2 separate regions of the Homo sapiens genome follow, and region 2 is linked to region 1. The links are chromatin loops, found by intact Hi-C in ENCODE. Cell type or tissue: psoas muscle. All regions are shown on one strand. Each heading gives the region's core, and the rest is flanking DNA. Links, peaks and the distances in the headings are about the cores only.

Region 1 (2,785 bases), core at 286-2,785:
GCAGCAGTTAATGCTGGGTCCTAAGAGGAGAGGTCAGGAATGATTTGACCTTCTGAATGCACCAAATGTCCCACGTGACTTTCAGATACACCAAGCATCTTTTCAAGGAGAAAGCTTTTGATGTTTAACAAAAGAATTTCCATCACTTAATTCAAATATTTTTAAAACAGAAAGGAAAACACATTCTCTGAATTAAAGTCACCTTTGAATCATATCCACAAGGATTGTGTTACAGGGCAAAATCCACCAACTGCCAGGATATGCCCGAGTCACCATGGCTGGGAAGTGCTCAAGACTGGAACATTTGTGTTTGAGACAATGGAATCTTTTTATAATGTTGGCTTTGGGAGAAGGGGTGACGGTCTTGCTTTACAACCAAGACTATCTCAGACTTGGTCTGGAAGAATTTACACTAAGACCTGTTATAAAATGGTGGCCTACTGTATGAATTCAAGTGAAACAGAAGCAGGTGAAGATGCTGTGGAAGAGTCAGTGTGTGAGAGAGGTGGTCCAGAGTCACTTGCTGCTTAAGAACACTTTCCCATTAGTTCCGGGTGATGACTGCATACAGCTCCTTTGGGAAGAAAATGCCTCCCCCAGTGAGAATCTGATTATAATGGCTGACGTATGGATGGATGTGTAGGCGCAGTGTGGTTCAACCTGTTTCCATTGTGGTTGGAAAACTTTTTTAAAAGTCCACTCCAAAACATGAAAAGTCGTAGTGTTAGGAAGATTTATTTCCAAACAGTGGCCTCCACACTGCGCGGCAGCACTTCTTTTTAGTATTTGTAAGCTTTTGCCCACTTTCAATTGAGCCAGCCCTAGCGTGGTATGTATTGCATGCTGAACAATATAGAGTTTGTTTTTCCTTTCTGATGATTTTAAACTCTTAAAGAACAGGAAAGCATCTGGTAAGAAGAAATCATGAGTCCGTCAGTGCCCTTACTCATATGCGTCTCCAGTGGCCTCATGTTGTGGTCACAGGAGTTTCCTGTTCACAGCAATGTGTGTGATATGGACCCAGCATCCACTGTCGTGCTTTTAAACTGATTCCTGGGACATAGCTTACCACTGGAACAGCAGACCAGTGTTGCACTGTTTCTAAAGCTAAGCTTTTCCTTATTTATTTTGGTACTACCTAAGTGACTTGGTTTTGACTGTCCCTAAGAGAGGGAACCACTTTGCTGAATTTTTAAAAAGTCCAACTGCTCTTTCATCTTTTATGCTTAGAAACCTGTTCTCTCCAGATGCACTTCTGAGGCATGGATGAGCTGAGCGTATGGCTAGAAATTGGAAGTTTACAGCTATTACCAGGGGGCTAACTCCCGGGGCATCGCAGTAGCTTCTGGCACCCGTGGCTTCATGTCTTTAGCAAAGTCTTGATGTCATGGAAAGAGAAAAAGTGTATGCAGTTAGTTACCTGATTTTGTAAACAAACAGTGGCTGACCTGGGCCCTTAAATCACCTTCACACCTTTTAGAACCACAAGTGGTTCTTTTTGACTCCAACAAAGGAAACGAAGTTGAAAAAGTCAAGCCCCTGTGTACTGGGGCCGGACTTCCCATCATTTGAGTGCAGCACTTTAGTTCAGAATCTCTGTGCCATGTGGTTTTTTAAACAGGAAGATTGTTGGTTCCTTAGTATTAAGATAGATAGTCCCTATTTTGAGTGGAATTTTTCATTTGTAAGGGGTATGTTCCTTCTCTGATTCTTGCTTTCCTCAAACAGGATACTGCCTGCTGTAAGACCATCCTCTATGGTTGTACTTTAATAAACAGTAATTTTTTTTTACCAAAAAAATTGTATTTTGTTTCTACTTCCTTGAAACCTGCTTTCCAATTTAATTTTTAAGTGGGAACCTGCACAGTGGAAATAAAGGCACCGTGTGTAGATTTACAGATGTGCAGATTCATGTGTGGATGATATGAAGGCCATTCAAATACGTGTAAATGGACATTTTCATTCAAGTATATTAATGTAGATATTTTAAAGTGGGTTATAAGTTTAACATTGTCTTTAAAATAGAAGTCACAGCTATCTTCCAGCCTGTCTTCTCTAGGAACGCTGTTGACATGCCAGGGCTCCGTCTACACTGGAAGCAGCTATACAGCTGTGACCACATCGAGCTTTAGCCAGTCACACTTCTGGAACTGTCCGTTCAGTCCATCCCCTAGAGCAAGAAAGGAGAAAAAGCCAGAATCAGCTAGGCTCATTCACAAACCAGGCTCCAGAGCTCTGTGCCACAGTAGAGCAAAGCTGGGGTTTATGCAAAAACATGTTCTCCAGACCCCTGAAGTCCTATCCGTGCATCCTACTTTTTGCTACATGGGGGCAACTGCAAAAACAGGCCGTTCAGGCGGTGAGGTGGGTATTCACATCTCCAAGGCACTGACGGTGTCAGGAGGCCCCTGCTGGGTCAGAGGAATCACGATTCTGCCTCAGCCCTCAGTCTCTGGTAAGCTGTCCATACAGACTGCTGCACACGTCTTGCCCACCCTTTCCCCCTTTACATGGGTGTTGGTAAAAGCTGTCCAGGAATGGTCTCAGGCTTACCTCCTTCCAACAATTCAGCTGGGTTTAATGCCTGATTTAAGATTTATATTCATTCTCCTGTTTTTAAAATGCTTGTATAACTGAAGACCACAGCATATAAGGAATGTTTTCTTATGAGTTCTCAGTAGAGGATTAGATGCTATTTTACTTAAAAACCAAAGCCTGAAGTAATGCTTCTGACATGTCATAAAATCCCAAACATTAGGCCGGGCGCAGTGGCTCACGCCTGTAA
Region 2 (2,818 bases), core at 185-2,684, 63 kb before region 1:
AAAACAGAGTTGGAATTTTGATGGGGATTACATTAATGTGTAGATCAATTTGGGGAGTCCTGCTATCTCAAATCAGCTTTTTTTTTTTTTTTTTTAAGACAGAGTTTCGCTCTTGTTGCCCAGGTTGGAGTGCAATGGCGTGATCTTGGCTCACCGCAACCTCTGCCTCCCAGGTTCAAGTGATTCTCCTGCCTCAGCCTCCCAAGTAGCTGGGATTACAGGCATGCGCCATCATGCCTGGCTTATTTTGTGTTCTTAGTAGAGATGGGGTTTCTCCATGTTGGTCAGGCTGGTCTCAAGCCCCCGACCTCGGCTGCTTCGGCCTCCCAAAGTGCTGGGATTACAGGCATGAGCCACTGCGCCCGGCTTACATCAGCTTTTCAAGGCAGATTTGTATAACCCAATTTGAAATTGAGCCATAATATATTATTTCCAGAGATGTGTACTGTTTCATTCTTATCTTAGCTTTTCTATCAGGAACAGAAGATGGTTGATCTCGACCACTGTGAAGCCAGACCTTGGGTGGTGCATGGTGGAATTCTGCATTCTTTTCCCTCAGATCTGTCCTCCATCAGTCTGTCTCCCAATCTGCAAGATGCTTAGGGGGTATGATAACGCTAGAACCTGAAAACTGCAATCATGATTGGCTGTCTGGAATTTGGTTGTTTAAAACAAAACAAAAGACTGGGCATAGTGGCTCACACCTGTAATGCCAGCACTTTGGGAGGCCGAGGTGGGCAGATCATGAGGTCAAGAGATCGAGACCATCCTGGCTAACATGGTGAAACCCTGTCTCTATTAAAAATACAAAAAATTGGCCGGGCACGGTGGTTCACACCTGTAATGCCAACACTTTGGGAGGCCGAGGTGGGTAGATCATGAGGTCAAGAGATCGAGACCATCCTGGCTAAGACGGTGAAACCCCTTCTCTACTAAAAATACAAAAAATTAGGTGGGTGTGATGGTGGGTGCCTGTAGTCCCAGCTACTGGGAAGGCCGAGGCAGGAGAATGGCGTGTACCCGGGAGACAGAGCTTGCAGTGAGCCAAGATCACGCCACTGCACTCCAGCCTGGGTGACAGAGCGAGACTCCATCTCAAAAAAAAAAAAAAAAAAAAAAAATTAGCCAGGAGTTGTGGCGGGCGCCTGTAGTCCCAGCTACTCAGGAGGCTGAGGCAGGGGAATCGCTTGAACCTGGGCAGCAGAGGTTGAAGTGAGTTGAGATCGCGCCATGCACTCCATTCTGGGCAACAGAGTGAGGCTACATCTCAAAAAAAAAAAAAAATCTTGCTCCTTTATTTATTTATTTTTTTTGTAGAGACATTTGTTTCGCCATGTTCCTCAGGCTGGTCTCAAACTTCTGAGCTCAGGCGATCTTTATGCCTTAGCCTCCCAAAGTGCCACTCTGCCCCAAACATCTGTTTTCTTTTTCAGACAGAGTCTCACACTCTTTCCCAGGCTGGAGTGGAGTGCAGTGGTGCAATCTCTGCTCACTGCAACCTCTGCCTTCTGGGTTCAAGCAATTCTCATGCCTCAGCCTCCTGAGTAGCTGGGATTAAAGGAGCGCGCCATCACGCCCAGCCAATTTTTGTATTTTTAGTAGAGATGTCATTTCACCATGTTGGCCAGGCTGGTGTCAAACTCCTGACCTCAGGTGATCCGCTCGCCTTGGCCTCCCAGAATGCTGGGATTACAGGCATGAGCCACTGTGCCCGGCCAACATCTGGTTTCTTAATTGCTGGTCCAGTAAGGTATATTTTGAGGTATTTGTTTTTGCTATTTAATGAACAATTGAACCATTCTGTCTATATGTTCAATGGACCTTTTTGATTTGATTGTAATTATTTGGACTGCCTAGAGTGTTATCGCAAGGCTAATTGCCTGAATACTTGCTAAAACAAAGATCATGGAGCTCTACCCTAGACCTACAGGACCAGATACTGCATGCTAGGACTTGGGAATCTATAATTTAATGTGTTTTATAGGTAATTTAAATGTGTTTCCAGTTTGGGGAACCATAGATTTCGAAAGTATTTTGCTCTGGGAGCTCTAGTCCATTCAACTTGGCTAAACTTGTTAATCTTCTATTCACTTTGATAGCTCTGAATGAATTTTAGGGCTGGAATATAATGATTACTGACTCACTTGACTTCATTTGAAACAAGTGGGTGGGACTTAGTGTGCTAAAGTCTGTTTATCTTTGAAATATTTGTATCTTGGTTTATAGTCCAGAATTTATGCAGCATTGGCCCCACTGCGTAGCTCTGTGCTTTAGAAAAACTAGGTGGAGAGGATTAATTAAATGCAAATCACTGAATCTCTCTGTGTCACTGGTCAGCTAAATAAATAGCCTTTGTGTCCTAACAGCAGCAGACATTTTCTGGTTTAGGTTTTCCACATGGTTTATTATGAAGTATGACAACTTGTCATGTGTAATCAGCATCACATTAGTCTCAAGAGAATAAGCTCTCCTTTAATCAGCTGCTTTTCTTTAATCTGGTGGGGTGAGGCATATGGTAACCATGACATTTTTGTCATTTGCTTTGTGGGATGGTGGTGGTATTGATGGTGGTGTGATTGGATGTGTGTGGGTGTATGTATGTTTTGGGTATGTAGATTTTCCAAAAAGGGGCAGATGACAGATGGCAGATAAAGCATTCATGTATTCCTTGTCACTGTGCGTCAAAAATTATAGTCGTATGTCCTGGGAGTCAATAATAATTCTATTTACCAGAATATGTAGTTTCTAATGTTATTTCTCTGTTATTTATTAGAACTTGGGCTAGTCATTAAATTCTCTGAAGTCTCATATTCTTTAT

Evidence for each region. Peaks named below come from ENCODE experiments on the same cell type or tissue, not always from the same donor. Only the 100,000 strongest peaks of a DNase experiment are listed, where the experiment ranks them.
Region 2: it touches region 1 in a loop (4-fold over the local background); 1 of 110 quality-filtered maps calls a loop at or near these places.

The regions. Positions count from the first base shown.
Region 1 is chr22:17,733,422-17,736,206 of GRCh38, forward strand. BID (BH3 interacting domain death agonist) reads right to left here. Exons shown (of 6, transcript NM_001196.4): 6 at 717-2,170. The coding sequence ends at 2,159. Among named protein-coding and RNA genes, the nearest start is that of MIR3198-1, 29 kb to the right of the region's middle. In psoas muscle, for the core only: no CTCF peak of the experiment used is centred there; no DNase peak of the experiment used is centred there.
Region 2 is chr22:17,670,297-17,673,114 of GRCh38, forward strand. All of the region lies in intron 2 of BCL2L13 (BCL2 like 13), which reads left to right. Among named protein-coding and RNA genes, the nearest start is that of BCL2L13, 33 kb to the left of the region's middle. In psoas muscle, for the core only: no CTCF peak of the experiment used is centred there; a DNase peak (open chromatin) is centred at 1,625; H3K4me3 peaks cover 813 bases; H3K27ac peaks cover 1,565 bases.